Linked DNA regions of Mus musculus: all the other regions are linked to region 1. The links are chromatin loops, found by intact Hi-C in ENCODE. Cell type or tissue: left cerebral cortex. All regions are shown on one strand. Each heading gives the region's core, and the rest is flanking DNA. Links, peaks and the distances in the headings are about the cores only.

Region 1 (11,025 bases), core at 1,835-9,834:
AAATAAATAAACAATTCTTTTTTTTTAAATGAAGAAAAGGTAAGAGATGCTATGGGAGGAAGACTAGAAGAAGAACGAGAAAGGCAGGGAATCGTTTGTAAGAGTAACATCTGATTCCAAAAATTGAAGGGTTAAGGGAAATATCAAATCAAAAGACAAAAAAACAAAAAACCCTCTATTATAAACCTAAAAAGGCATACACAGCACAAGTAGCTTATCAGAATTAAAAGGCAAAGAGAGGGACTGGAGAAATGGCTCAGTGGTTAAGAGGGCACGTTGCTTCTTCAGAAGACCCAAGTTCCTTTCCTAGTACCTATGTTGCATAGTTCACAGCCACCTCTAACTTCAGCTTCATGGGATTTGATGTCCTCTGACCTCCATGCATGCACGCACGAGCACACATGCACTCGCACACGCACACATGTAATTTAAGAAAAATCAAATGACAAGGAAGGATACTCTTGAGAACAACACAAGAATAGCAGCCTACAACATGCTAGGTTGTGTGGTACGATTCTCCATCCACAGATTGCCCAGGAGACACTACGTGCCCAGAGAGAGTAGGATGACACATTCAAACTGTTGGAAGAAACAGACTAACAGCAAGGAAAATGCATATGCCAAAGCTGCCCTTCAAAACGAAGACTTCCCCAATAAACAAAAGCTACAGGGTGGGAGGTGCATATTCCCATAGACTTGCCCTACAAGACCATGGGAGCCTCTAAGTTGAAACCAAAGGATGCTAGAAAACAAAGTGAGGCCACATCCAGGCAGAACGGTCTCCAGGAAAGGCAAGTAGATGGGGAAGTGCAGAAACTGGCATCATTTCTGCACAAATCTGCCTGTAGTGCTTGATTAGAATGTAAAGACATGTGTAAAAATAACTCTTCACACTCAGATAACTAAAAGCAGAAAGAAACTTAACCCAACTTGATAAAGTCGCATGGTAAACATCTGCACCAAGGAAAGGCCATCGGAAAAAGGCAAGAGCCCCCATCCTCACCATGTCTTCTCAAAGCACTGGGACTTATAGCCCAGATCCTAGGCAGCCACAGAGATGATGATGGGCATTGAAAATGGAAAAGAAGGATAAGAGTTCACTCTGCTTGCAGGTGACATGGTCTTACACACAGAAAATCCGTTTAAACTAGCAAGCAAATTTAGCAATGTACTCAGAGTAATATAGGAAAGACAAGTGCATCTCTATGCACTGCCAGTAAATAATAGGAAAAGGAAATTACAAGAAAATTCTGAATATAACATGGTAAGACTAAAATGCTAGAAATGCAATGAAGCATAGTGAAAGAATTAAAGGTTTGTGCAGAAATGCATCCCATGTTCATGGATTAGAATATTTAACATTAATATGTCAACAACCTATTCATTGCAGCCTCTATTTTTTAAAAAAATAATCTCAAGACATTTTACGTAAAAATGCAAAAACTCATTCCTGAATTCACATGAAGTGTTAAGAGACTCTAAATAGCCAAGAGTCTTGCTAACAGGTTTTTTTGTTTTGTTTTGTTTTCTTTCTTTCTTTCTTTCTTTTTTTTTTTTTTTTTTAGTAGTCTAGATTTCAAGATTCTCTAATGGCTTCCATCTTTGAAGCTTGGACTCAGCTGTAGGTGCTGTTATGTAGTTGGTGGAAATTATAGTAGACAAGGCCTGACTGAAGGAATTAGGCCACTGGGGGCAGGTCTTTAGAGGGTACAACCAAGCGCTAGCCCCTCCCTTCCCTCTTGACTGCCACATGATGTCACTGTGCTTCACCCCATGGTTCCCAGCTGTCATGCTTGTCCTGATCACTATCCCAGGAGCCGCATGATAACTTGGCCATGAGTTGATAAACCCAACCTTTCTTCCTTTGAAGTTGTCTCCAATACTTTCCCAAAGTGATGGGACACTGGCTTTCTCACAGTGCAAAGATCCAAACTTTATGATCTCAAACTTTACTGTAAACTACAATGGTCAGAACAGTATAGTACTGGCACAAAATCCAACAGAAAAAATAGAAATTCTAGAAATTCTCACATATGTGGTCAAGTGATTTTTGGTAAGTGTGACAAGAATATTCTGTAGAGAAAGGATAGTTTTTGCAACAAATGGTATTAAGAATGATAGATAACTGCATTTATTTCTTGTACTCTTGCTTAACACCATGAACAAGATTAACTATAAATGGATAAAAGGCTTGAAAGGCCTAAAATTGTAAATCCTTAAAAGAAAACTCAGTGCCAAGATGTTGTGGTATTGGGAAAGGTAGTGAGTGTTTTCTTGGGTATTATAACAAAGACCCAGACAGTTGTCAAATTGAACTTCATAAAACATTTAAAGATGATCAAAAGTCAACACAAACTAGTGAGATGGAAGAAACCTTTCCAAATTTATACCTGATAATGGATTAATATGCAGAGTACAGAGAACCTCTAAAACTCAGCAACAAAAAGGCAAATAACACAATTCAAAACAGTAAGAGTTTAAATAGACATTGTGTTTCTGAACGCATGTGTGGCCAGCAAGCATATGAAAAAGATACTACACATCACACTTGTCTACACAAATTCAGGAAACCTACCACACATTTGTTGGTGTAGCTATTTGAGAAACAAACAGAAAATTATTGGAAAAAAATGCTGTTGAAGATGTGTGGAAATAAGAATCCTGTGAATTCTGTATGGATTATAAAATAGTGTGGATGTTAGAAACCTAGAAAACAATGGTGTTTCCTTAAAACAATTAAAGCATGGGATTAACACGTGATTCAGAAAGTTGCTTCTGACTACATAGCCAAAAGAATGGAAAGGGACGCATCAAGGAGATGAGATCACATTGCCCTGGTGTTCAGTGGCAGCGTTATCCACCATATATGTAAGAGCTGAAGTGGCCGTCTCACAACAGATGATCCACGTGCAACCCCTTAGTGCTCTGTACATACCGGGCAGCTCAAATGATAGAAACTTATTTGCTTGCATTCTTGTGCCTGAAAATCCAGGTTCAAAATACAAGCAGGGCCGGTTTCTCCTGGGGTACTCTCTCTTTAGCTTGCAGAGTGCTGCCATTTTGCTGTGTCCCTACCAGGTTGTTTGTGTCTGTGCCTCTGTGTTGTTGCCCCTTCCAGGGATACTATCCTCCTGTTGGGTTAGGACTCCATCTTCCAAAGCTTATCTCACCTTAATTATGAGTTCAAGAGTCTTATCTATAAAAGTTAAAGCTTCTACATATGAGCCTTTGAGGGTTAATGCAGAGCTCAACCTGTAACTACATATAATGGATGTCATTAAGCTACAAAAGGAAGAATGAATGTCCTGTTACATGCTATACTATGGGTGAACTTGGAGGACATTATTGCCAAGTCTACAGCAAAGATCTCCATGGTTTGGTTTTTGAAACTGCCTCCTCTTGCCCACATGCTTTCTACCACACACCCCCATGTCTGCACATGACTGTGCATGCTTCTGAAACACCTTGCCTTCACTCTCTCAACTGTGACCACCTCTTAGAAGCCCATTTGCTTAAAAGCATCAATTTCTCACTTGGTGTACAAAGTACTTAGAAGCAGGATGGAAGCCAGGCATCACTGCCTTCATTTTGTATCTGTTTCCTTTCCTTTGGTTAGACTCCTGCTGGATTCTACACAGACATGTCAATCACTGGAGGCTATCTCCCTAACTTACTCATCCATATCTGATCATAGATCCTCTAGCTGCTACTCTCCCTCCCAGAACTGGGCTACAAACCATTCCTTTGCAGCCTGCCTCCCTGAACAGAGTTGATACGAAAGTGTGCCGTGACTTGTAGCTCTCATAGCAATAAAGGTCATCTCCCTTCCCTGTTACCAACACAGCTTTGGGTTATATATAGTTACTTTTATCAGGACCTCATGACTTGTAGCACATAGGTGAGGTCACATTCTATGGAAACACACACACACACACACACACACACACACACACACACACACACACCTGGAAAAACAACAAAACCCTTACAGAAATTTCCTTACAGAGTTGAAGGTGCTCTCTCTCTTTCTTCAAACTCTTCATGCAGCCCATGACACAATGCTATAAATCCCCAAATATTATGGGAATTGAAGAGTCTGTCTCTCCCTTAAGGGCTCCAACATTCTATTTATGATATGATGCTATAACTATCATAATATTCCAAAAACGAGGTTTCTTCCCCCCTCGGGACCTTTATCATGCTATCCACAGTCGCAGGCTCTCCTACCGCAGGGTCTCACGATGCCTATAACTCTCCAAGCAAAGCTGTTCTGGAGGGTGATTCTACCCCAGTTTCCTTTCTATGAATTTGCCTTAAAGAAGGTACAATCCCCTTCTAAGGCTGAGGGTTCAGCAATGAACATTGCCTCAAATTTGCTGGTACCTTGGATTCCAGGAAGGGCAAGTCCTACAGGACACACCATCCTCAGGATGAGCACAGTGACCTGTGATGATGAGGCCACACCCTGGGGCAGCTCATTTTGTAGAGACGAGGGATTAACAGATTAATGATGTGTTAGATATCTTGTGGTGCTAAAGCTGACACAATAACTGGGCCATACTTGTCTAGAACTACTTAATTATGCATTCTTCTTGTCTCTGTGGGAGACGTGGAGGTTCTGTGCTCTCAGATAAGCACTAGAGGAACCAGGAATGTTAAACACACAGGTCTGTTCCTTCAAAGGGATGGGTGCATAACCTGTTATCACCCAGAAGTTTTCTGTTGTTGATGGTTTCCTTTGCTGCTTAAGCTTTCCTTTAATTCCTTTTCACAAGTTGGAAGCTTAGCTGGTTGGAGTCTTACCCTGAGGGCACCACTCCCTTTACTGCATTTTGACTCAGCTTTTCCTTTAAACTTCTAATCTTCTTGAGCACACGACTTGGCTCCAGCACTGCCTCTCCTGGTGTTCCTTTTCTCCTCTCACTGTACAGTTTATATTTCCCTTTGCCCGACCTGCTCCTTTACATTGTAGATCTGCATAAGAGTGATCACTAATAACCATGTGACACAGTCAATAATAGGCAATCTTAAAATCTCCTCTGCCAATGCCATCAATCCAAAAGTCTTCTGTTTACGCTCAGGCAGTTTCTTAGGACAAGGGCAAGTTGCAGCCACAGTCTTTGTACAAACACCACAAAAATAGTCTAAAAGCCACTTGCTAATATTCTTCCCCTGTGAAATGTATTGAGCCAGGTTTTCACAGTTCACATTGCCTTTATTATTATAGTATTCTATGCTCCTACTAGAGTGCCTCACTAAGCTCACTTAAAGTGTTCAACTATTTTTCTAGTCCAAAACGCCTAGCCCTTTCATAGCTTTCCAAAGAACAGCATGGTCAGGCCTGTCACAGCAATACCCCAGTTTCTAGTACCAACTTCTGTCTTAGTTACTATTGTATTGCTGTAAAGAGACACCATGGCCAAGGTAACTCTTATATAAAAAAAAACATATAAATGGGAGATTGCTTACAATTTTAGAAGGTTAGTCCATGATCATCATAGCAGGAAACAGAGAGGCATGGTGCCAGTGTCATAGCTGAGAGCTTACTGTAGGCAACAGATAGAGAGTGAAACACTGGGCCTGGCATGGGCTGTTGAAAGCCCACCCACAGTGAACTAATCCTCCAACAAGGGCACACCTCCTCCAACACACCTCGAATCATTCCTAAATGGCTCTACTAATTAGGGACCAAGCATTCAAATATATGAGCCTAAAGCAGACATTCTTATTTAAACCACCACAAATAGCACCTGTAATGACTGCTGGGTAAACGAAGGACAGGTATGCTGACTGAGACCATCATACCTCAGTCAGTTCTAGGGAGGCCAACTTGTGATATGTTCATCAGTAGGATGACCCTAGGTAGTATCTAGAATTCATCCACTAAAGGTATATTCTGCTCCAAAAAAAGTCCAGCTGTGTTTCAAGCCCGCAGTATCTGCAACTATGTTTCAAGTCCTCAGGATCTGCAACTATGTTTCAAGCCCTCACTGAATGCAACTATGTTTCAAGTCCTCAGTGTCCTCTGGCCTCATTCCTTTTCATGAGGCAAAGTGAAAACCAGTGAGTTTAATTAAAGTTAATTAAATATCATTTCAGGTTGTATATGAGCATGGCAAAATCCCAAGTGGCCAAAGATGGAGAAATACTGGGCCAGTCTTTGACTTCATCTTTGAGAGCAAAAGTGTAATTCTAGGATGGGAGTGGTGGTTCAGTGATATGGAATGCTTACTGCTCTTGCGGACAACCCACATGCTGGCTCACAACCCTGTGTATCACCAGTTCCAGGAGATCTGATGGTTCTTCTGGTCTCTATGTGCTCATACAAGCACATGATATAATATAATATAATATAATATAATATAATATAATATAATATAATATAATATGCATACAATTAAATAAGTACTTTTTAAAGTATAAAGATGTTTAGAGAGTGTTATTTTCTATAATTCCTCACCCCTTTCAGTCTTCACTACTCAGAAGAGTAGGGGAGGTTGAGCAGAAGAAATAAAAATATCCCTAACTATGTCTCCACCTGTCTTCCAAGATGCTGTCTGTGGTTTGTTGCAAGTGAGAGATGATGAGCCGATCCCTCGGAGCACAACAGCGAGTTCCTTTCGCAGCCAAGCTCATCAGCACTTATGGTGATTGTATATTGTGGGTTCTGGAAGCCAGCGATGTGTCTTCTGTGCACCTCTCTCCCAGGGTGTTTGTAAGACACGTGTTTTAAAAGATGGGCCTTTGGTTTGCTTCCCAGCCACAAAGATGTGAACACTTTAAAAACTGCTGTGTATGCCTAAAGCTGACCTCACAGAAGAATAGGGGAGGGTGACAGGCAGGAGTGGGCAATGAGGAGAGAGAGATACAGATGGGGACAGGTGGTAGTGCCATTTTAGATGGCATAGGAAGATTCTTCACTCTACAAAAGGATTGATCACAGCGTTCCCGTTGAATAGAAAGTTCTGTGCATTTTAAGAGGATTTGATTTATAAGAATCTTTTCAGCAACACAGCTGCCGGTTGAAGCAAGCTATTCACACTGACTTGAAATCTATTTCGTGAGCCAGGAGTCCAGGGTGCTGTGGAGTGATAAAATCCTTTTAGTTTCTAATTGACGAGTGATATTGACTAGCACAGTTAGGAGTCCAAGAATTGAGCCCCAGCCAGTATGTTCCTGTAGTAAATATTCCTGGACATACAGAATGCTTGAGTATTGATTCATTTATGTACTTATGGCTGCTGTTCTGAAGGGCTTAGTGCTTTGCAGCTTTAGAGTCAAGATCCCTCCAGAGAACTTGTGTTAGAATGCACCTGGCTGTACAGCATGAACCATCCAAATCCATGGTCTCTAGTGCAGATACTTGGCCCCGCACATCGCTGCAAAGCCCAGACTTCATGCGTCTGTGGATGGGAAGAGCACAGGGTTGAGGGAGCGGCACATATGAGGTTGGAGGCAGCTTTGATTCAGGCTGCTGATAGTTATTTTCCTCCCTTCCATGGTCTCTTCTGTTTGGTTTTCATTATGACTTGTGTCCTGGAGAAATTTCCCAAGAGTTGTAGGGTCCTTAAAGGCTCTCTCTCTCTCTCTCTCCCTGGCAAAAGCAATCATTGCCAATGGCAGGTGTTGACTGAGCATCAGAAAGAGAAGAGGGAAAAATAGGATTTTTTTTTTGAGTCTACTTTGCATATGAGAGAAAACCTGAGGAGAGTGACCTTGAATGAACCCCAAGAATTCGGGCTGGAATGACCTTTAGCTGTGAATAGAACAGGATGCTCACTCCCTGGGTGTAAGCAGCAGGTCATGCAACAGCTCAGATGACACACCCTCCCCATCTGCTCTGAGGTTTGCTTTAACCCAGGGAAGAAACATAAAGCACACCTGCAACTTCCCTGGCCTCTCTTCTGTGGCCCAGGGGATGTAAAATGGCTCTACTATCTGGATCCCAAGAGAGAACAATACAGATAACCATGCCAAAGGTGATGCTCTCCACTCAGAGCAGCTGCCACGGTTACTCTTTTTCTGACTCACGTTAACTCACCTTCACTTTATAGTGAGTGTCTAAGGATCTGAGAATTGCTAAGGGACTCAAGATAAATACAGAATTTGGGGAAGTGGGAGAATTTTCAAGGTCCAGGCATTGACATTCTGCTCCAGTTGCTCACTCTTCCTCCTGCCATCAGCCTTTGGAGCATCTATCGATCAACCCATCGATCCACTGGGAAGTGCACATTTCAAGCAAGTTTCTCCAGCAGCACTCTTAAGCGATCAGTGTTTCTATAACTCATTATGGAACAGGCAACAATTGCCCTGTTGGGTTTATGTAGTTGTGAGCCTCAAGTGAGGTGAGGGGGTGAGACATTAAGTGCAGCACAAATGAATACACTTTCATCCATCTGATAAGTGCTTATTGGGAATGTTAGTGTCAGAAGCAATTTTGCTTGTTTGCTGAGGCTTTGAGAACATTAACTCTCAAGAGCATCATTTTGGGGATGAAGTTGATTTCATTGTACTGGGTTGTCCACAGTCTTAACACATCCCTTTCAAGAGCTCCGTGACCACTATTGATTACAGACATAAGTACAGACACCTGAACTTGTACTTCACTAATGTCCTTCCTTTAACTTCTACGGTCTGTGGTGTTCACAGCACAGATACGCACTTTCTAAGAACACAGTTTTGCTCACTCACACAAGTCCACGTTCATGTAAATGCAGCTGGTATGGTGTACAATAGTGTTTGAAAGGAACCAATTTTTGAAACGATGGTGTGGAATAGGATGAGTTCTCTCTGGTTCTGAGTCTTCAAAAGCCATTTGTACTTTAAGGGCCCATTTGGAGAAGTGGGAAGAAAATCCCACTCTGCCAGCATGACTCAGGGCTGAAGAGCAAAGCAGTTTTAGGACCAAGAGGCAGAAGTAATACTACACTGGGTTAGTGGTATCCATGGCAACGTCAGAGCCTGGTAAAGTTAATAAGCCTGCTTTCAGAACTCAGCTGCTCTCCTTGGTGCGGATGGGGCCTGGCTTGGCTCCTTTTTATGTTTTTATGCCTGTCTTAGCTGATGCTTGTGCTGAATGCACCAATCCCTTCCCATTGCCTAACTGAGCAGGGCTGATGGCAGCCTACTTGGAACGGCTGGCCATGAGGAAGCCTTAGTGTATGTAGCCTTTGAGGGTACCTGTGAGATGCAGAGTTATCAGCTCCATTCTCATCATGCAAAATAAAGACTTCTTTACTTAGCCACAAGGTCAGTTTGCTGGGGAACTTCTCAGCCTTGCCTTCTGTTCTTGCTACTTCAGTCCATGCCTGTTGGTGGCTCTGTATGGCTCAGCCACTCCATGTGAGCAATGAATGTTTAATCCCAGCTCAGTCACTCAACACTTAATTCTTCCTCTTTGTGATGTAGGATATGTGATCACCGTGTGAACCCCAAGATTGTGAACTGGATAAACCTTGTTGTGGTGTGGCTCAGCCCTAGCACATGGCTTTAATCCAAGACCTTTCTGTAAACAAGAACTCAATAAAGTCAACGATAGACCAAGAGGCAGATTAAGCAACCAATTGTCAGGGAGTGAGCATAAGAAAACCCAGGAAAGAGAAGGAGAGTCTCTGAGTTGAAGGGTATAAAGACAGAGTGCAGAAGGAGGAGGGGCTTTTCCTTCTGGGACACCAGTGGAGTGGGAAGGTCAGCTGGGTACTTTCTCTGACTCTGTGAGCTAGCCGGCTTCCACCACAGCATCTGGCTTCTGTGCCTTCACTGATAAATCGAACGTTTGGGATTCTGTTTTTGTTTTTGTTTTTGTTTTGTTTTGTTTTGTTTGTTTTTAATGAGGATTAAGCAGTTTATTTTATATTCAGTCTACAAGACCCGGCATGCGGTAAACCCATGTCTCACTTATAAGAGGCAATGAAATCATAATTAAAAACAATGTGCCTTGTGCCATATGATTTTTTTATTTTCTTTATTTACAGTTCAAATTTTAATCCCCTCTCCTAGTTTCCCCTCTGAAAACCCCCTATCCCATCCCACCTCCCCCTGTTCACCAACCCACCCACTCTCACTTCCCTGTCCTGCCATCCCCCTACACTGGGGAATAGAGCCTTCTCAGGACCAAGGGCCTCTTCTCCCACTGATGTCCAACAAGCCCAACCTCTGCTACATAGGCAGCTGGAGCCATGGGTCCCTCCATGTGTACTTTTGGTTGGTGGTTTACTCCTTGGGAGCCCTGGGGGTACTAGTTGGTTCATATTGTTGTCCCTCCTATGGGGCTGCAAACCCCTTCAGCTCCTTTGGGTCCTTTTCTAGTTCCTCCATTGGGGACCCTGTGCTCAGTCCAATGATTGGCTGCAAGCATCCACCTCTGTATTTGTCAGGCACTGGCAGAGCCTCTCAGGAGAGAGCCATATCAGGCTCCTGTCAGCAAGCACTTGTTGGCATCCACAATAGTGTCTGGGTTTGGTGGGGATTTTGTTTTTTAAGAACAGCATCTGTGCCTCAGTTTCCTCACCTTTAGGAAAGTTAACTAATAAGAGAATCTTGCCTAGTATTTACAATGGTGATTACTTCTTTTTTATTTTATGTTTTTATTATTTTACTCTTTTGCTTTTGAGAGAGTTTCACTCTAACATAGGCTAACTTAGAATCCCATCAACAACCCAGACTGGCTTAGAACTTCCTCAGTAGTCCAGGCTGGCCTCCAATTCCTGCTATTTTTGCCTTTGCTTCCCAAGAGCTGAGGTTACAGGTGGCTGCGTCTATACCAGACCCAGTGTGGGTTTTAATTTTAACTGATCAGAGATGCGTGGGGGCTAGAGAGTAGAGCAGGGCTTGTGGTTCCTGTGGGCTTGGAGCAGAGCAGGGCTGGCGGTTCCTGCTCACAGTGGCTGAGGATGAGTCAGAGAGATGAGAGGCATAAATAGCTCCTGTCTGTCAGCTCTTCCCTGACTCTACCCAGTCCGCAGACCTGTCCACCCCTTTCCTCCACCTCATTCCCAAAGGCACTCCTTTGGCTCATCTGTAAAT
Region 2 (11,025 bases), core at 26-8,025, 57 kb before region 1:
TTTTGTTTTTAAGATTTACTTTTTTAAAATGATGCGTATGTTTGTGGGTATGTGTGTGTATGTTTGAGTTCTCATGGAGGTCAGAAGAGTGTAGAAGTTAGTTCAAGTTCTTTCTCCTAGCCTCATTCTTCCAGAAACAAGACTCAGACTAAAAATTATTTACAAATACCTTGGCTGTGTAGCTAGGCTCCTCTCTGACTAGAATCATAACTTAAGATAACCCATTTATTTTAACCTACATTCTCTATCATCTTTGGAAGAGTTTTCTGTAAGTCTACTTTTGGTACTATGTGTGGAATTGACACACTAATAAAGGAAACTTGCAGCTTGGTGTAGATGGCTACACTACAGTATTGTAGATATCCCCTTCTTGTAAAAACATAAAAATTGATCCATAGTCAGTTATCCATCATCTGGTGATTGCAAGAAGAAAGATTAATACATAGCCATAGTTGTGTTATCCCAGGGTAGATTAATCACATACAAGGTTAGAAAGGGCTGGGACTGCTCTCAGATATCCAGGGGAAAATAATCATGCTACCGTGTGTGTGTGTGTGTGTGTGTGTAAAACTATGTGCAGGTTGTGTATGTATGTGTGTGTGTATGTGTAACTGTGTATATGTGAGTTGTGTGTGTGTACTCATTAGATCCCTGAAACAAAACACATAAATTAATGGGTTGGTTTACCTGAATTGCGACCAATACTGACTCATCTTGGACCTAGTCACACTCCACACACAGCAGGACACGTAGTTATGAGGGCCTGTGTATCTCTGAAGAAAACATGTCAGAGGTTAGAATGACAGCCATATACAAATCACATTTTTTTGTAACAGAAAAAAATTTCAAGTAAGAAAGGAACTAATTTCTTCAATCTTGGCACTTGGGAGGCAGAGGCAGGAGGACTGTAGCAAATTGGAGGCCAAACTGAGTGAGTTCCAGGCCAGTTTGGGCTAACTAGTGAGACCTGTCTCAGAAACCCAACCAGCTAACCAATTAACCAAGCAACCAGCCAGCCAAATAACAATAGAAAACAAAATAAAATGTCTCAAATGAGTAAACAACATTAAAACTAAACTAAACTAATAATAGTAATAATAACAGTAATAGTAATAATAACAATAAATAAGGAAGTCACATACTATTACTCAGAGAAAGGCATGTTCCACCCACAGGACTCTGCTTCTTAGAGTCTTGAGCTGTTTCACATCTGTGCGCACAGTAGCAGGCTGGACCTTAGGCTCATGGCAGGCAGCTGCTCCTGCTGGAATCAGAACTACACTTTCCTCCCATTCTGTCAGAAACAATGTGTTATTTTGGTAACTCTTTATTCCCCACACTGAAGCTCCCATGTAATTATCGAGTGCAATTCGGTACTCCATGCTATATAATTACTCAGTTGTCTGACTCTGGACTCTATGAAAATAAATGATCGTGAGAGTCGGTGGTGAAAAGCCAAGCTTTCTACTCACCTGACACTGAGTCAGAATCAAACAAAACAAAATGGAAACACTTTGTTTTTTCTTCTATCTGCTATAGACATGAAAGCAAGCAGAGCAAACTGGTTGGACTGACTTCTCTTGGTTTAAGCTGAAGCTTTGCGTTCTGGCGTGTGAGACCATCCAAACAAAATCTCTAAATGTCATGAAGGATGAAGTGATGGACAGATCAGAGTCCAAATACATTCCATAAGTACAACTTAACTAATGAGTGCACGGGGTAATTGTGAGGTCCTGCTTCACCTCTGCTGCAGAGTCATTCTTCTGGACAGAGAAGAGATGAGAAGAACAAAGTGTATGAAGGCAGAGCAAAAGCTTTGCTCCTTATAGACACCTATATTTGCCTGAATTCTTTGATTAAAAGTGACAGAAACTCAATTTCAGCCATTTTAAGCAAAGAATTGGATTTATTGGTAAGCAACTGGGCTATCCCTGAGATAAAGATGAACTGCAAGGATACATTAATATTCAGAGGCTGGAGAAATTTGATGGTAGCAAGGCACTATTGTCTCCAGGCATTTCTCACTTCTGTTTCTTTTTTGGTCTTGGCTCCCTTCTTTTGGGTACCTTCTCAACATGGCATGTTGTGATCCTTCCTAATGGAAACCCTGTGATTCCATCTCTCTGTCTTCTAGTAAAGAAATAAGAAAGTCTTCCATGTCAGGTTCCATTTAAGAAAAAAAATGGCTGGGCAGTGGTGGCACACCTTTAATCCCTCCCAACTTTCAGGAGGCAGAGGCAGGAAGATCTCAGAACAGTCAGGGATACACAGAGAAGCCTGTCTCGAAAAACAAACAAACAAACAAACAAACAAACAACGATAACAACGACAAAAGTAACATCAACACCCCATAAACTCTGTAACCTGGGTCTAGGTACCTCTCAACACCCACAATAGTCTTGAAGGTTAAAGATAATAAGACTGGGTTATCCTGGGTCCTATACCCTATACCTACATAGGGAGGAAGGTTTCTGACCAGGGCTGAGGGAAGAACATTGGACCAGTGATAATGGCCAGAGCTTCCAAATCAACTTTGCATAAGCTTAAAAGATTTGGGGTCCAAGAAAATAACTCAGAGTAAACCAAGTGAGAATATTTTATGTTGAATTTCAGAATTCAGATTTCTGTTTGTGAAACTGATATTCCCTCTCATTAACTAGGACTCTTTATTCTGTAGCGAGGTCTTGTAGAAATGTTTAAGAATTATCTTCAAGTTTGCGTTCAGAGGAGAGCTGATATCAAATCCTATGAGTAACAGCAGAGAATGGTAGTGAGGACAGTCAGAGGCTTAGAAGGTCAAACTGTTGCTCAGTGATGACTCAAGCCAAACAGCTAGCCAGGGAAATGAGAACATGGGCTATATCCCATATACAGACAGAAGTCTTAGAAAGGGGGATCCATGCCTTGCCTCCTTTGCCTCTAAGACCATTTTGAAGGGAATTGTATCTTTCTATAGATAGACAGACTGATAAAACACATGCCAAATGATGCTCTATTTTCTGAAGCAGTCACAAGTTGAGAATAGGACTAAGCACCAAATTTTGCATTTGTTCCTTTGGTTCATGAGCACAGTACAGTGGCTCATTTTCTCAGAAATCAAAGTCCTCTGGAAGCCAATCTCATATGCTGTGTCTGTATTAGACAGAGCCCAGGGGATAAGGAGAGTAGGAGAAGAAGGGGCTGTCTGCATCAGTTGGCCACTGAGGGGCAGTGGGCTGCACACAGACAGCCTGGTCTCCAGTCGAGCATAGGTCTGGAAACTCGGAGACCCAATGGGTTGTGATTTCCACCTACATGGGATGTAAGGTGTTCGACCATGTCTCCTGGATCCCTGGCTCCTGTTGAAGTTACCAACCCCACAGCCCCCACAGGAGAGGTTTGTGGCTATCAGTCACACAGGAGCAGCACCAAGCCTTCCCACATGCAAATAAGGTTTCCCCCAAACTCTCAGTCCAAGCCGATGAGAGGTAACTGCTGTTGAACCCTGAACCACCCCCAAAACTGTATATAAATCCTATCCAGGGAATTAAAGGTGTGCGAAAACTACTTAGAAGTCTTATGAGTCTTTTGTTCCAAGGGCTGTAACACTTGGGAAGAGATCTCTCCCGAAGAGCCACCTGAGGTCCCGCCTCATTCCTTGCAGGATAACTAACTAGCTTCTTGTTGGCCCAGCCTGACCCAACACAATACAGAGCTGCTTGGAGTTACTGAGCAAGCTGGAAGACACAGCGGAGACTTTGTCTCTATGCCTACACTTGCTTCCTTCCCCTGGAACCCTCGCACCAGGCCTGGCCAGAGAACTCTGTGGAAAACCTCTGGTACCCAGGCCCACAGGCCATCAATTTGTAAGTGTAACAACTCCTTGTGCTCTCATGGGACCATGCTCTGCAAGGTCAAAAAGAAAGACGCTAGCTTGACTCGTGCCGGGCACACGGACCGTGCCTCCAGACAGGCACATTCACTGATGAGGTAGAGAGTGCTTGAACCCTGGGAATCTCAGAGATCTGAGACAGCAAGAGTGGGGTGCCTTGGTGCCTCCTTTGAAGCATAGAGCCATGGCCTCCAAATGACTTGACCACAGGCAGTCAGTGACATAGCACAGCACCTGGAATGCCTCTGCATGCTAATGGAGCATCTCAGTAGTCTTAGCCTTCAGCCAATGGCCTTCTCTTCCTGGATATTCTCACACACATCTCCAAAAATTATATAATCCCCGGTTCACCCTGAATAAAGCATATGTGTTCACATTCATCTCCAATAAAAAAAAATGAACAAGCTACGATAGTCTCAGAGAGCTGCTTCATCAAAGATCACCACGGAGAAGGCCTTTGCCTAAGAGCCGTAAACACTAAGACTTCCGAAGAAGGCCACCACCCCGTACTTGCTCCCAATTGAACCTGGATACCTGCCCGCTCACTCTCCCCTTTCATCCTAGTGTACAGGAAGACTCCCGAACCTCGGATCCCTGTTCCTGACTTCCTGGTTGGGTGGGTGTACGGGTGGTGGCGGCAGCTGGGAACTCAGAGAGGTGATCTGAAACCACAGCATTCATCTCAGACCCGCTTTCCACTTCTGGCAAACAGCGGTGCTCTGGTGCCCTTAAGGAGAACGCGGACTGTGGGCCATTCTGGATTTTGCTATGCCCTCCTTGAGAAGGTGTTATGGCAGCACCCAGACACTGTCAAAGGAGAGACAGAACGTGGCACCACAGACTAGTCCATCTGTTGAGTAAGAGAAAAGTCTCCGCCAGACTCCATCTCCCATCTCAGATTGTACAGTGAGGGTGTTTCAAAATGGGGTCAAATGAGGACATCCTACGGTAGGAAGCTAGGGTGGGTGGTAAAAGCCTGTGTGGCTGAATCTAATTCAGACAGAGTTGCCTAGCACAGCGCAGGCGTTTTGGACTAAGGGGTCCTACAACTCTGAGGCAGGTGAAGCTGAAGGGTAAATTGGGAGCTCCCCACTTTTTTCAACTGAATTGCAAATCTCAGATCTTTGAACCCCTTTTCAGGTAAGCAAATCAAACCACACAGTTTGAGACCTGTTACAAAACACAACCAACCACTCCAGTTAACAGCAGAGCTTAGAACCTGCCCACTCTAAACGCTCTGATTCTTCAGTTTCTCAAACACCAGACCCCTATTTGCACTGATGACAAAATTTCTCAGACACCTTCTGCAGCGAAAAGCAAGTCAACAAGTTCTAAATATTCATGTGCTAATTAATGGCTCGATCTCAGTGGGTAGAGATCTGTCTATCGGCATCTATTTATCTTCATTACTTCAGTGCTGTTTTGGAGCAGGCATTATAAACACCTCATGATGTGCTGACAGGACAGATGAATGCCATCCATCGCTGGGGGGGTGGGGCGGGGAGCTCTTCCTGCTAAACAGAACTCAGAGGTGTAGCTTTGAGAAGATGATGGGAAAGACTGGTATTTAGGTGTATAGCCCTTTATGTGCACAGCAGTGCGTGTCTGCCTTAACATTTGCTTGCACTGAGTGCCTTCCTAAGAGAATCTGCTGCTTCCTAAAAGGAGTGTGATACTGAGAGGGAGGTACAATTTGTATAAGTACCCTCACTCTCTGAATTTTTTAAAATATTTTTTCAGATGGCGACATCAAATTCAGAAGCCATCTTTCTTAAATTCTCTCAAATTCTTGGTGAAGATCAGGTTTCCAAAGGTAAACATTAAAGTTTACAGCCAGGCAGCTCTGCCATTGAGAGCTGCAGGTCTGGAGAACCTGCCTGGACTGAGAGCCAATGGATCCTCTGCAGTCTCCCAAATGATGCACATTTATTATTCTTTGCTATGTTAAACTTTCATTCCCCCACCATATTTATTTACCTGGGAAAAATATATCTCTTAAGATAGGTTAGACATTATCTACATTTATATAGAGGAGAAAGGGGGAGAAAGGTCTAGCCCCATTCAAGGAGGGTGATGGCGTATGCTGCAGTTTGAAATTTAAGCCTCATTGGTTACATCCACCATCTAACCAATCATCATGCCTCTGTGAAGCCTTGAGAGATGGTGTTTACAGCTCAGCATCTAGCATACCTCATCTGTAATACGTTGGCTTAGACAAATTGCCTGTGTACCTCACAGACATGCTCTGGGGATAAAATAAATAGAGAAATCTGAAAACATGTTTGAAAAGTTAAAGGATGAGCGGTCGCCATCTTGGTCCGGGACCCGCCGAACTTAGGAAATTAGTCTGAACAGGTGAGAGGGTGCGCCAGAGAACCTGACAGCTTCTGGAACAGGCGGAAGCACAGAGGCGCTGAGGCAGCACCCTTTGTGGGCCGGGGACAGCCAGCCACCATCCGGACCGGAGGACAGGTGCCCGCCCGGCTGGGGAGGCGGCCTAAGCCACAGCAGCAGCGGTCGCCATCTTGGTCCCGGGACTCCAAGGAACTTAGGAATTTAGTCTGCTTAGGTGAGAGTCTGTACCACCTGGGAACTGCCAAAGCAACACAGTGTCTGAGAAAGGTCCTGTTTTGGGCCTTCTTATTCGGCCAGGAGGAGGTCCAAATACAAGATATCTGCGCACCTTCCCTGTAAGAGAGCTTGCCAGCAGAGAGTGCTCTGAGCACTGAAACTCAGAGGAGAGAATCTGTCTCCCAGGTCTGCTGATAGACGGTAACAGAATCACCAGAAGAACAATCTCTAAACAGAGTCAACTATAACTACTAACTCCAGAGATTACCAGATGGCGAAAGGTAAACGGAGGAATCTTACTAACAGGAACCAAGACCACTCACCATCACCAGAACCCAGCACACCCACTTCGCCCAGTCCAGGGAACCCCAACACACCTGAGAACCTAGACCTAGATTTAAAAGCATATCTCATGATGATGGTAGAGGACATCAAGAAGGACTTTAATAAATCACTTAAAGAAATACAGGAGAACACTGCTAAAGAGTTACAAGTCCTTAAAGAAAAACAGGAAAACACAATCAAACAGGTAGAAGTCCTTACAGAAAAAGAGGAAAAAACATACAAACAGGTGATGGAAATGAACAAAACCATACTAGACCTAAAAAGGGAAGTAGACACAATAAAGAAAACTCAAAGCGAGGCAACACTAGAGATAGAAACCCTAGGAAAGAAATCTGGAACCATAGATTTGAGCATCAGCAACAGAATACAAGAGATGGAAGAGAGAATCTCAGGTGCAGAAGATTCCATAGAGAACATCCGCACAACAATCAAAGAAAATGGAAAATGCAAAAAGATCCTAACTCAAAATATCCAGGAAATCCAGGACACAATAAGAAGACCAAACGTACGGATAATAGGAGTGGATGAGAATGAAGATTTTCAACTCAAAGGTCCAGCAAACATCTTCAACAAAATTATTGAAGAAAACTTCCCAAATCTAAAGAATGAGATGCATATGAACATACAAGAAGCCTACAGAACTCCAAATAGACTGGAACAGAAAAGAAATTCCTCCCGACACATAATAATCAGAACATCAAATGCACTAAATAAAGATAGAATACTAAAAGCAGTAAGGGAAAAAGGTCAAGTAACATATAAAGGCAAGCCTATCAGAATTACACCAGATTTTTCACCAGAGACTATGAAAGCCAGAAGAGCCTGGACAGATGTTATACAGACACTAAGAGAACACAAACTGCAGCCCAGGCTACTATACCCAGCCAAACTCTCAATTATCATAGAGGGAGAAACCAAAGTATTCCACGACAAAACCAAATTCACGCATTATCTCTCCACGAATCCAGCCCTTCAAAGGATAATAACAGAAAAAAACCAATACAAGAACGGGAACAACGCCCTAGAAAAAACAAGAAGGTAATCCCTCAACAAACCTAAAAGAAGACAGCCACAAGAACAGAATGCCACCTTTAACAACTAAAATAACAGGAAGCAACAATTACTTTTCCTTAATATCTCTTAACATCAATGGTCTCAACTCGCCAATAAAAAGACATAGACTAACAAACTGGCTACACAAACAAGACCCAACATTTTGCTGCTTACAGGAAACTCATCTCAGAGAAAAAGATAGACACTACCTCAGAATGAAAGGCTGGAAAACAATTTTCCAAGCAAATGGTATGAAGAAACAAGCAGGAGTAGCCATCCTAATATCTGATAAGATTGACTTCCAACCCAAAGTCATCAAAAAAGACAAGGAGGGACACTTCATTCTCATCAAAGGTAAAATCCTCCAAGAGGAACTCTCAATTCTGAATATCTATGCTCCAAATACAAGAGCAGCCACATTCACTAAAGAAACTTTAGTAAAGCTCAAAGCACACATTGCGCCTCACACAATAATAGTGGGAGACTTCAACACACCACTTTCACCAATGGACAGATCATGGAAACAGAAACTAAACAGGGACACACTGAAACTAACAGAAGTGATGAAACAAATGGATCTGACAGATATCTACAGAACATTTTATCCTAAAACAAAAGGATATACCTTCTTCTCAGCACCTCATGGTACCTTCTCCAAAATTGACCACATAATAGGTCACAAATCAGGCCTCAACAGATTCAAAAATATTGAAATTGTCCCATGTATCCTATCAGATCACCATGCACTAAGGCTGATCTTCAATAACAAAATAAATAACAGAAAGCCAACATTCACATGGAAACTGAACAACACTCTTCTCAATGATACCTTGGTCAAGGAAGGAATAAAGAAAGAAATTAAAGACTTTTTAGAGTTTAATGAAAATGAAGCCACAACGTACCCAAACCTTTGGGACACAATGAAAGCATTTCTAAGAGGGAAACTCATAGCTATGAGTGCCTTCAAGAAAAAACGGGAGAGAGCACATACTAGCAGCTTGACAACACATCTAAAAGCTCTAGAAAAAAAGGAAGCAAATTCACCCAAGAGGAGTAGACGGCAGGAAATAATCAAACTCAGGGGTGAAATCAACCAAGTGGAAACAAGAAGAACTATTCAAAGAATTATCCAAACGAGGAGTTGGTTCTTTGAGAAAATCAACAAGATAGATAAACCCTTAGCTAGACTCACTAAAGGGCACAGGGACAAAATCCTAATTAACAAAATCAGAAATGAAAAGGGAGACATAACAACAGATCCTGAAGAAATCCAAAACACCATCAGATCCTTCTACAAAAGGCTATACTCAACAAAACTGGAAAACCTGGACGAAATGGACAAATTTCTGGACAGATACCAGGTACCAAAGTTGAATCAGGATCAAGTTGACCTTCTAAACAGTCCCATATCCCCTAAAGAAATAGAAGCAGTTATTAATAGTCTCCCAGCCAAAAAAAGCCCAGGACCAGACGGGTTTAGTGCAGAGTTCTATCAGACCTTCAAAGAAGATCTAACTCCAGTTCTGCACAAACTTTTTCACAAGATAGAAGTAGAAGGTATTCTACCCAACTCATTTTATGAAGCCACTATTACTCTGATACCTAAACCACAGAAAGATCCAACAAAGATAGAGAACTTCAGACCAATTTCTCTTATGAACATCGATGCAAAAATTCTTAATAAAATTCTCGCTAACCGAATCCAAGAACACATTAAAGCAATCATCCATCCTGACCAAGTAGGTTTTATTCCAGGGATGCAGGGATGGTTTAATATACGAAAATCCATCAATGTAATCCATTATATAAACAAACTCAAAGACAAAAACCACATGATCATCTCGTTAGATGCAGAAAAAGCATTTGACAAGATCCAACACCCATTCATGATAAAAGTTCTGGAAAGATCAGGAATTCAAGGCCAATACCTAAACATGATAAAAGCAATCTACAGCAAACCAGTAGCCAACATCAAAGTAAATGGAGAGAAGCTGGAAGCAATCCCACTAAAATCAGGGACTAGACAAGGCTGCCCACTTTCTCCCTACCTTTTCAACATAGTACTTGAAGTATTAGCCAGAGCAATTCGACAACAAAAGGAGATCAAGGGGATACAAATTGGAAAAGAGGAAGTCAAAATATCACTTTTTGCAGATGATATGATAGTATATATAAGTGACCCTAAAAATTCCAACAGAGAACTCCTAAACCTGATAAACAGCTTCGGTGAAGTAGCTGGATATAAAATTAACTCAAACAAGTCAATGGCCTTTCTCTACACAAAGAATAAACAGGCTGAGAAAGAAATTAGGGAAACAACACCCTTCTCAATAGCCACAAATAATATAAAATATCTCGGCGTGACTCTAACGAAGGAAGTGAAAGATCTGTATGATAAAAACTTCAAGTCCCTGAAGAAAGAAATTAAAGAAGATCTCAGAAGATGGAAAGATCTCCCATGCTCATGGATTGGCAGGACCAACATTGTAAAAATGGCTATCTTGCCAAAAGCAATCTACAGATTCAATGCAATCCCCATTAAAATTCCAACTCAATTCTTCAACGAATTAGAAGGAGCAATTTGCAAATTCATCTGGAATAACAAAAAACCGAGGATAGCAAAAACTCTTCTCAAGGATAAAAGAATCACCATGCCTGACCTAAAGCTTTACTACAGAGCAATTGTGATAAAAACTGCATGGTACTGGTATAGAGACAGACAAGTAGACCAATGGAACAGAATTGAAGACCCAGAAATGAACCCACACACCTATGGTCACTTGATCTTCGACAAGGGAGCCAAAACCATCCAGTGGAAGAAAGACAGCATTTTCAACAATTGGTGCTGGCACAACTGGTTGTTATCATGTAGAAGAATGCGAATCGATCCATACTTATCTCCTTGTACTAAGGTCAAATCTAAGTGGATCAAGGAACTTCACATAAAACCAGAGACACTGAAACTTATAGAGGAGAAAGTGGGGAAAAGCCTTGAAGATATGGGCACAGGGGAAAAATTCCTGAACAGAACAGCAATGGCTTGTGCTGTAAGATCGAGAATTGACAAATGGGACCTAATGAAACTCCAAAGTTTCTGCAAGGCAAAAGACACTGTCTATAAGACAAAAAGACCACCAACAGACTGGGAAAGGATCTTTACCTATCCTAAATCAGATAGGGGACTA
Region 3 (11,025 bases), core at 2,803-10,802, 66 kb before region 1:
AACTCTCTGGTAGCTGAGGATGATATTGAACTGCTGATCTTCCTGTTTCCATATTACAAGTGCTAGAATTGGTGTCTACCACCTTACCATTCAAAGATCCTTTCAACAAGAGGGGAACCATGCTTCATACTGAAAGCTTAGCCAACTACCCAGGGCTAATGTTGTCATGGATTTTGGAGGAGAGCCCACAACTGCTACTTTACTAAACAAGTAGAGTCCCTAACTACACTCTAAATATTTGTTCTTATACCAGCAGACAAGTGTAGCTCTTATCCCACATTCATGAAACTTCTCTTTGCAACAAACAAAGACCGTTCAATACACAGTAGCATAACCAATCAAAATGCAAAGTTGCAGAGCCCAGTCCTTACAGATACATCTCCAAAACTGCTCTGAACCTTGGACTCAGAAAACATTTCGGAAGAGGTGGCTGGAAGGTTGTAAGAGCCAGAGTTTTGTGAGACTGTGTATGCTAGTAATGTCAGAAGCTACACCCATAGAGTTTCATAGGCATGTCACCCAAACTTGAGCTGAGCAAGGATGACAATAGAAATCCTGAAGTGAATGGGATATCCTATCAGGCCTCAACCTTAGAAAAATAACTGCAGGCAACTGAGGAATGCTGAGAGAGGGAGACATACTCTTCTCTAGAGAAGGAACAAAATGATATAATCTCAAAAAAAACAAAAGAAGATCTGGAGGCTGAGGGTGAGAGAGCTGTAGTCCTGATACTCGCCATTGGTCTTGTTATTGTTTTGAGATGTGTTTTTACTATTTCATCTTATAGACTTGGAATTCCTCAGAAGAACTGGTGTCCCGTTCATCTTTGAAGATTCCAGGCTGAGTGCAGGTCAGGAGCACCCCGGCATTATTGGTGAGGTAGAGACCAAATGTGTCCCAGCACAGGAGACCTTTCCCTCCTCAATGGAAAATTGAGACAGTGTGGACAGAAGTGTAAGGTTTTCATGTTAGGCAACAGGTGGAACCAGTGACTAGAGATGACTGGCAGAAGAGAGAAGTGAACCCAAAGGCACAGGAGCTTCAAGAACCCAAGGGTCCTCTTGAGAAGCTTGGCTCCCATGTTGGACCAACGAGTGTAACCACTGGCCTTAAGTCACATATGTTGCTGTTTGTAATCCAGACCTGCTGTAGGACTGAGGTATGCATTCTGTAGGAAATGAATCTACCCATGGCTCCCGCTAAGGAATTTCTCTCAGCCCAAGGAAGCCACCTCTTTAAGTCCACACCTCTTCTCAAGAAAATTCCCTATCCAGTGATTTGCCAATGAGGGGAAAAACTAGTCTGGCCCCATTATCTTTAGGTTGGACAACTAATGCCCTGTCCAACATCCAGAGTACCACATGAGTCAACTGGGCCCGTTTTTCTTTTCTTTTCTTTTCTTTTCTTTTCTTTTCTTTTCTTTTCTTTTCTTTTCTTTTCTTTTCTTTTCCCTTCTTTTCTTTTCCTTTCTTTTCTTTTCTTGTATCTGCAATAACACTTAGCTTTGTCCCCTGCCCATTTCCAGCTCCTCTCTCAAGCAGGTATGTATTCCTACCCTAATCTCTCAGCAGTTCCTGGGTGTACATCTCCATTCCAGAGTGTTTCCAGAGAACTGAGACAGATGAGTGATGTCCCCATGCCTGCCTATGTTTCTAGCCCAGTGCTTTTTTCTAGTCAGGAAGATACTGTTGCACACAGCCACCACAGTGAACTCCACAGACCTGTGAAAATCCATCCACTGATCTGAACTTTTGTTGGTGGCCAATCATCTTCCGCTTTTTATTTGTGACTTGAGTAATAGTTTGGAAGCTGATAGCAGTTTCCAGGGTGCCACATGTATATTTGGGTGTCTTAATAAAGTATCCCATTATTACAAGGCAGGCAGTCCTTTCTGAGAAGTATTATTCTGGTGTGTACGGGCACATGTGCAGAGCTGCACACATATGTGTAGGTTACAGGACAGTTTTGTGGTGTCAGTTCCGCTTTCCCACCTGTATGTCTGTTCCATGGGTCAAACTCAGCCTACCAGGCCTCTTATCCTGAGCCATCTTGCCGGCCCTTAGCCGACTTCAAAGAACATTTGAGAACCACTAAATTGGTTCAGCAGGTACAAAAATTGTCCTGGAAGTTGAGACACCTGAGTTCTACAGAGCAGAAGGAAAGAATCAACTCCACCCCCCACCCCCCAGAGTGGTCCTCTGACCTCCACACCTGTGCCGTGGTATGTCTGATCCTCCTTCATATGCTCAGCTTCATCACACATACAATTACTTTTTTAAATGAACATTTGAACTCTCAGTGACACTGTGGTGATGCACACAGACATGTAACTCCAGCACTCAGCAAACAGATGTAGGAAGGTCTTGAACCAGCCTAAGTTACATACTGAAACTGAGTAAAACCAAAACTATGTCTAAGATATATCACAACCTTTAGAGAAAAATGACTGTCAAGAAGTGTTTCTATTCTTAGTTGAGCTGGGGAGATAAAATCTGTTTATTTCAGATCAGTGAGAAGCTGCAGTTTGGGAGAAGCAGGTTAAGTATGCTGGAGATATATTTTAAAGATTTATTTACCATATATATGTGTGTGTGTGTGTGTTGTCTTCATGTATATATTATACTATAATACTATATTCTAATATGCTATATTAGAATACAAATTCTAATACTATATACTAATTCTACATATATTATATGCTATATATGTTCTTGGTGCCCAAGGAGTTTAGAAGGTATTGGATTCCCTGGAACTGGAGTTAAGATGGCTGTGAGCCACCATGTTGTTGCTGGGAACCCAGTCCAGGTCCTCTGTAGGCACAAGTATTCTTAACTTCTGACACATCTCTCCAGCCCCATAGGCCAGGGTCGTAGTTGCTCATTTGAGACAGTGAAGGCTGAAAGGGTCAAGTGTACAACACTGAGGAGTTTGTCCCCAGTGGTTCCTTCCTGGCAACCCCCTGCCTTGCTTTGAAGAGGTGTGTGTCTGTGGTGCCCCACTGGGGGGTGAGCATAACCTACAGAAAGGGTGGTGAAGCTTCATTAGAAGGTGAGGGCTTCCTAACTTTCTCTCCTCTTTAGAGTCTCATGCTGGTCTATTGTCTCCAGCACATTCAGGGACCTTGCCTCTTGGTCCCAACACAACACCTTCTCTTGATAGAACCTAGTGGGGAAACCCCCACTCAATTCTCGATTCGGCGGGCACCCAAAGAATCACGACATGCATCCCACACAGGAGATAACGGATGTCAGCCACGAGACTCGAAAGCTAGGGGTTTTTATGGGGTAAGGGACTTAGGGGTGTGGAACTCAGCATAGCAACACACTATTGGGTTATTCAAACATCAGCAGAAAAATTACATGTACATGCAGGGTGTCAGAGTTCTGTGAGTTGTTGACTCAGTTCAGATAGCCCTGTTATGTCCTCACATTCCTCTTTATCTTTAAGGTTAAGCTGTTCCCAGGAATGTTTTAACTACGGGGCATACCTGGGTTTGTTTTTCTTTTTTCTCAGCCCCAAGCAGCCTCTAGGCTCACAAACAACCAGCAATTTCTGAGTACTTTATATGACTTACAGGTCTTGAAATTTCATCTTTCTTTCACTCTCTAGCATTTTCTTCACCTTCTATGTCTTTACACACACTCCTCTTCACATTGTAGAACGTTTTCCAGGTTCCTCAACTCATTATTTTATGGATTTGGTTTGTTAAGTTTATGGATTCACTCCTCAGGCAGACACTGTAATCAAGTCAAGACTGACTGTTAGAAGTCCTGACTGCCCTCTAAGCAGCTATATACAATATGCTGTGCTCTAAGTCAAGGAGGGCAACCTTAGATCTCTTCCAAACTGCAGAATAGTTGCCATTTTGCCAAGTCCTCTAAGAATTAGATGTGGATTCCAGCTCACCTTGCCAACTAAAACAGCATAAGATTTTACCAAAAAGCCACATTTTTTTTTCATTTTGGTAGAGAGTCACACAGACATTTAAAAGTGCTTAGAGACTGGGGTGGAGTAGGATGTCTACCCTCCCTGTTATATTTAGCAGAAGAACATTTCTTTGCCAAAGTCTGTTTCCAAAATCTCATCACTTTCGGAGAAAGTGAAACCCTGCCCCCAGAAGCAGCCTGTGGACGTTACTGCTCTCTGACTCATCCTCAAAGCTGGAACACCTAGATGGGCAGACTCAGTGTTACGATCCTGAATTAAGTCCCAGCGTGCTCCTACAGCATGGTGCAGCAGGAACTCACAGGCATGACTTAGATACATTTCAATAATTTCCAACTATGGGAATGCTTGTTTCATGTTCTTTTATTACCAACTTCTAAGAATGGAAGCTGGCCAAGACTGCACTATTAGCAGGCAGGGAGTAAGGTCTCAGAGTCTGAATTTAGCAGCGCTTGGCTCCATGGCTGACACTCTCTCCTCACTCTTTTCCATCACTGACCTTGGAAACTTTATTCGCCCTTGAGCACCCATGTGTTCCTGCTGTGTAAAATGCTTCTGCCTGGGTTCAGAGCCCCGGGCAGATGCCCAGCACTTTCACTGTCAACTGAGAGGGAATGAGAGAAAAGGTTATAATCAGCACATTCCAATGAAGATGCTACCGATGTTGAAAATGTTTGCATTTTAAAAGAAGAACCTGAAGAGTTTCACGTAAATTTCTAAGTAGGTCAGTCAACAGATCAGAAATAATATGTAAATATATGTATTTGTATATATACTTATATATGACATATATGATATATATATGCACACATATATGCATATATACATATATGTGTAACATGATCACACACACACACACACACACACACACACACACACATTTGATCATATTATTCCCCAGTTGGCTTCTCATTACACATTATATAAGTTGAGGTTCTTACACCGTGCCCCAGGGCTTACCAGCACCCAGGCAGATAGTCACCAAAGTCAAGGGCTCTATCACACTCCACTCTCTACTTTCATCAACATTTTATTGCTGTTCTGTTGTTCATTGTCTCTTCTACTAGGATGTTAACTCCACTGGTGGAGTGGAGGTGTTTTGTCTGCCTTAGCCACTTCCTATGCTGCACTCTGGTTCTATACCATTGTATCCACTAACGATTGTAAAGTGGGTGTTGTCAAAGGAGAAAGGTCTTAGTCTTTGTGAAAACAGGGTGAAGAGGAGGGAACTCAGGCTAGGGAACAGCTCTGGAGGCAAATTACCTCGTCCCTTCGCTCCTGCTTCTCACCCTTTGCTGGAGCTGTGTCTGAGGGCTGAGATGCTGTGTCTGCTCTCAGCAAGGGTGCTTGGAGGAGAGGGCTCAGTAAGCTGCTCTGCCAATCCTCGTGGCTGTGCTGTACTGCAGGACTCTGTTTGGGTCATGCACTTATGAAGCAATGGACTGATTGTGGTGAGGAGCTAGCAAAATCAGGAAGAAAGATCTCCTCACTACTGTTGAAAATATGAGTTGCTACATGCAGCTACTCCCACTAGTGGCTCAGCCTCCTGTGCCCCCTGCGCCCCAAGCTCATGCGCAATGCGCAGTGTCAGTACAGGCTGCCTACTCGAACCCACCGCAGCTAGAAGGAGCAGGTACTCACGGAAGTAACTGCCTGGACTCACTCTCCAGTCACTTTAACAAAATGCATCCTTGCGTTAATTGATGTACTTCTTCAGAGCTGCTTTTAACTCTCTTCCCTCCTATTTGGCTTTGTTGAGATGAGTTTTCCTATTCAACTGAGCAACCTGCTGTTACCATTGCTGAGACCAGGTTTTTCTTTTTCTTCTTTTCTTTTTACAAGCAATTGAGCAGAAATAACGGTTCCACAGCCTTCCTCTTCTTTGATGCCACGGGGAGATTTATTGACTTCAAAACTCTTTTCACGCATTTCTTATCCCTTTTCCTCAGAGTTTCACAGACTACATAAGGAAGCTGTTCTCTCTCCCCTCACTTTATAGATTAAAAAATTCTTGGCTCAAACTGAAGAAAAAAAAAAGGCTTTCCTCTTATGAGAATTTTTCTCCTTTCCTTGAATGCCTCTTAGCGAAAGTTTTTTACACATGCAAACAAAGTTAAACAATGAAAGGAAAGAAATGACTCTGTGAGTTCACAATATTTATAGCTACTATTCATGTTTCTGCAAACACCTCTTGATAAGAAGATACATAATATGAATGCATAATACATGTGTTTACAGCCTTTTGTCCCAAAGATTATTAGGCATATTTTCCTGTTAATAAATATACTTCTCATATATATATATTTCAAAACAGGTCTAGGATACAGTTTAAGGTTTGTACCATGATTTATGATGAATTTTCTGTCGGTCATTTAGATAATTTCTAGAGTCTTTGTGATTAAAACCAATATTGTGGTGAGAATGCCTGCAGCTGAATCAGGTACACATTCTCCTTTATTTATTCCAGTCCATTCTTGGAGTTAGAATTGCTGGCTCACACATTTAAGGTCTTTTGATCCATGATGCTAAATAGACAGTTTGTATTCCCACTAGCAGCCCCCTTTCATCTGTATTCTTCTACTCTGGATATTATCATTTTACAGCTTTTTTTTCTTTCATTTTATGGGTAAGCCTGGTATCCTGTTGTTTAATGTACCTTTCATGCATGAATGCTTAGGTTGGGTATCTTTTTATTTTTGGCCCCTGGAATTTTGCCTTTCCCCTCGTGTCCTTGCCTATTTTTCTGGCTGAGAATCAAGACCTCAATATGAACCCCTACTGTTTCCCCTCAGGCCACCAGTGTTGTCATTTCTGCTTGTGACAGTCAATGCTTGAGATGCTCTGTTGCGTCACAGCCTCCTGCTCACTCCGACCACATCTGAGAACTAGCCGGGACAAATCCTGGAGTCCATACTGTAGAGGGAGTTGAGGCATGTTGAGATGGAGGGACTTGCTGTGGACAGATCCCTAAGCCATGACCATTTTGTACAATGCTCCCTCAGGAGTCTTCTAGGAAAACAATCTAATAAGCTAATCACACTGATGTTTAATGACTCTCATAACTTATTATCTTTGCCAGAGTTATTTGCATTTAAATAGAGAAACCTGAGGCAATCGTTACTTAATGTGCCCTGTCAAGCCAGGGAAAAGAACTATTTTAGGGCCTGGAGTCTTCCTGCACGTTAAATCACACCATGGAAGCCTACCTGCTCCACCTATGGGTGGTCCTGGCACTTCTCAACCTGGGTTGATATGAACATGCACACTATAAAACAAGAGGGAATCAGACATTGTCCCCTTCTGGGTTTTTCTCTACTTTTCTCATTTTTTTTGTCTTCTCTGCTTAGAAATGTGTTTTTCTATTTCCTTCACAGAATTAGTAGAAGCCACTATTCCCTTTTCCCCAATGCTAGTGATTTACCAGGCACCACGGCATTTCTCAGAAGTGTGCTCTAAACTTACAGAAGAACAATAGTTGGTGAGCTGGAAAGCCCCATAGCTTCTCCCTGAACTTGTGCTTCAATCGAGTTACGGCTCCCCACAGACCTTATATGTAGATCTACCATGGCCCCAGATTGGAGTGTCTCTGTGATAGAGGTACAGACCTGAGTCTCAAGGTACTCACTGAGATCTCTAAGCCCCCCATGTCCCGTGACAAAGAATTGGACAGGACTAGAAACAGAAATAGAAACAGGCTATTAAGAAAGAGAAGAAGCACTTCAGGAATGGGAGTGGGCTTGTGGGCTGGATGAGTGGGCTTGTGGGCTGGGGAGTGGGCTTGTGGGCTGGGGAGTGGGCTTGTGGGATGGGGAGTGGGCTTGTGGGATGGGGAGTGGGCTTGTGGGATGGGGAGTGGGCTTGTGGGATGGGGAGTGGGCTTGTGGGATGGGGAGTGGGCTTGTGGGATGGATGAGTGGGCTTGTGGGCTGGGGAGTGGGTTTGTGGGATGGGGGAGTGGGTTTGTGAACATGTACACAAAATACCCTGGGCAGAATGTCAGCACATGGCACGTTTTCACCACCTGCTCTTTTTTTTTTTGTTGTTGCATGTAGTCCAGGTGGAGAAAGATTTCTAGTCTTTCTTTGACAACTAGCTTCTTTCTTTTTAAAAACAATTGGTTGCACATTTATTCTTTCATTTGTGTGCATGTGTATACATGCACACATGTGCGCACACACACATATACCACATCAAACACTGCAGGACATCTCTCCTTCCACCTTGTGGATCAGACTTGGCAGTATTTTAAACTCACTGAACCATTTCCCTGGCCCTCAATACCTTCTTTCATATACTAGTCTTGGTATGTCTCTTTCTGGTCCCTACTTTCTGACTACAACTGCTCCCTAAAAGCTGCAGTCCTGAAAGTCATTTTTGGAGAAGAGGAGGAGAGGAGGAGAGTGGTCGATCTTTTATAACTTCCAAGCTGATGAGGCTGTAACCTCACAGAAGAACCATATTTTGTAACTTGTTTGGGGCAATTGATCAACCCTAAAACAATAGAGTTCATAAATTCATTATCACGCACAAACCACAAACAAACAAACAAACAAACAAACAAACAACAAATACATAGTCTAACCTTACTAGGAAAAAGTGTCATCATGAAGGGGATAGCTTTTATCATTAAAAAAATACAAAATGCTTAGATAAATAGGTACTTTGTTAGAACAAAATGTACTTCTTCAAATTTATTCAATCAGAATTTGTGTAGGACAACATCATGGTTTTTAAATACTTGTAGTTTCAAAAATGCTTCTTCCTTTAAAGGTGTGTGTGTGTGTGTGTGTGTGTGTGTGTGTGTGTGTGTGTGTGTTGCTAGAGATTGGACCTAGGAGTTCTTGCATCACTGGTGCAATAATTCTTTCTTTATTGAATTTTTGTCATTCTTAAAAGCACAGAGCATATTCATCAAGAAACCTAGGAGATTGTGCAATCCAGGATCAAGTCAAGCCCAGCCCTGTAACTTTCAATAACCTCTCATTACCTAGCACCAGTAGTAACATCAGTGGTGGTCATGGAGGGAGCTTTGCTTTGGAGCAGAAACACTCCAAACCTCAAGATGGTACAAAGTGGGGGAGGGGGGCCTCATAAATAAAGATGGAATAGTTATCATGTCTTAAGAACACAATAGCAACTTTATATTTACAGATTTTCTTCCAAGTAATAAGCAAAGTACCACGTTTTCTCTTCTTTGCATAGATTCTTTCCACATAGTATAACTATCAAGTACAACTATATTATTTTCTCTCTCTAATTCTTTATATTAGGAGTACTGTGTTTCCCAGTGCATGTACATTAGACACTAGGATAATGGAGGAAATATGGCTTTTTTGGGGAGCATGGCAGACATTTTTCTCTATGTTGACTCTCCTCTGTGTGGAATGTACACATGATCTTCCTGGCCATTAGAACAAGTGACTCAGCAGAGGAGTTATAGGACCACTTGGGAGTCTCTCATCATTCCCGAGTCCCATAGGACATAGCAGAGCTAGGGACAAGGGGCAAAAGTATTTCTGTCTTTTAGCCCCCTATGTCCTCATTAATATTAGCCTCTAAGTACAGTTACCAAACCCAGAAGGTCAGCTATGCTAGTATTGAAGAAGAGCTTGGGTGTAAGATACATCTATTTTATTTTTGTCTCTTGCAAATCAGATCTATCTAGGAGAAAATATTGAAGTTTAAATTGTCAGTTACTGGTCATTATTTTTTAAAGCAGTTTACTTAAGATACTTGGTGGCACATTACAAGGCCAAGTTATTTTTTTTTAATTTGGGCATTTAATTTGATCTGATTAAAGGGAATACATTTGTGAAACAAATTAAAAGGAATAAAAAGAGGGTAACAATTAGAAGCTCAGAAGATGGAAGTCACCTTAGTAATTAGAGCTAAGTTTTTCGTGGCTGGGAAGCCGCATGAGCATGCGCTGCTCAGTTCTAGAGTTATTCTCCCTGGCGAGAACAAAAGCCCAAAAGCTTGCTGGGAACTGGGGCAGCATGCTGAACCCAACGCTACAGTTAGCTTAGCCAAGGGGGACTTATTTTGCTGAGAGGCAAATGTAGGGCACACAAGGAGACTTGAATGGTGGGGGTTAAGATTTAAGAAAACAAACAAACAGCAACAGAAAGAAAACAACAAAAAGTATGATTGCCTTTTTAGATAGGTCTTGTCTGTTTATTTGTTTTTGTAAGAATCTGGGGTGGTCAGGAAGAAATCCAAAAAGAAAGAGCCACTTATTTTTGCCACAGTGTTAAAGGTTCATGGCTGCAGAAGAATCTGCAAGACCCAGTTGGTATATTATGTAAATTAACTGTCTTAAAACCACAAGGTGACATCGTGGGGTGTGATCTACTAGTCTGATATAGGAGATGTATTGACGTCATCACAAGCAGATGGGGACACACATGAAAACATATATATCGTGTCTTAAATAGCTAAGTTCCAAACATAGGTGAAAAAAAATGATCTGTCTTAGTTTCTGTTCTGTTGCTGTGAGGAGACCCCATGACTGAGGCAACTCTTAACAGGAAAAGCATTTAACCGGAGGCTTGCTCACAGTTTTAGAGGGTTGGTCCATTATCATCGTGGTGGGAAGCAGACAGTGCCTCGTTCTGGGAACAGTAGCTGTGAGTTTTATTTCCTCTTCCACAGGCAGCAGTTCATCAACTGGAGACTAAATGTGCAAATATATGTGTAAGAGGCCACTTTTATTCAAACTGCTACATTAACAGTAGCAGATAAAAATTCCGTTTAAACTCTCAAAAGTTGACCAATTTAAGTTCTGTTATAACAAGCAGGTAGAAACTGCTGTTGTTAAAAGTTTTCAGTTTGTTTCATGCAGGTTCATGAGGTAATTGAAGCAGGACAAAATTTTTGGCATTTTCATTTTTAAGCATATTAACTACTCAGGGAAGGCTGAAAGCATAAAGCTAAGTCATCGTCCCAGTCTTTGCATTCTAGGAATAGTAGAGCCCCGCAGACTCTATAAAACAGAGTCCCCAGATGAGGGCCACTGTCCCTGAGGATGAGGTCATACCCAAAGCAGAAGCCCGAAGTAGATGTTTCTGAATGTGTCATGTG

What was found. Hi-C counts contacts between places; a loop is a spot of excess contacts. Peaks named below come from ENCODE experiments on the same cell type or tissue, not always from the same donor. Only the 100,000 strongest peaks of a DNase experiment are listed, where the experiment ranks them.
Region 2: it touches region 1 in a loop (2.5-fold over the local background); 2 of 42 quality-filtered maps call a loop at or near these places.
Region 3: a loop joins it to region 1, with 3.0 times the contacts of the local background. A loop is called at or near these places in 2 of 42 quality-filtered maps.

The regions. Positions count from the first base shown.
Region 1 is chr8:86,265,035-86,276,059 of GRCm38, forward strand. No RefSeq gene overlaps it. Among named protein-coding and RNA genes, the nearest start is that of Gm33687, 9.2 kb to the right of the region's middle. In left cerebral cortex, for the core only: no CTCF peak of the experiment used is centred there; DNase peaks (open chromatin) are centred at 6,726, 6,957, 8,488 and 8,955; H3K27ac peaks cover 1,537 bases.
Region 2 is chr8:86,209,824-86,220,848 of GRCm38, forward strand. Gm33632 (a long non-coding RNA gene) reads left to right here. Exons shown (of 4, transcript XR_879042.2): 4 at 1,540-3,544. It overlaps Gm33577 (a long non-coding RNA gene), which reads right to left and starts at 1,388. Exons shown (of 4, transcript XR_879041.1): 1 at 1,143-1,388; 2 at 688-773. In left cerebral cortex, for the core only: no CTCF peak of the experiment used is centred there; DNase peaks (open chromatin) are centred at 3,061 and 4,775.
Region 3 is chr8:86,197,901-86,208,925 of GRCm38, forward strand. It overlaps Gm33632 (a long non-coding RNA gene), which reads left to right. Exons shown (of 4, transcript XR_879042.2): 3 at 788-850. Gm33577 (a long non-coding RNA gene) reads right to left here. Exons shown (of 4, transcript XR_879041.1): 4 at 10,121-10,618. Among named protein-coding and RNA genes, the nearest start is that of Gm33577, 7.8 kb to the right of the region's middle. In left cerebral cortex, for the core only: a CTCF peak has its summit at 7,174; DNase peaks (open chromatin) are centred at 4,111, 5,241 and 9,918; H3K27ac peaks cover 1,882 bases.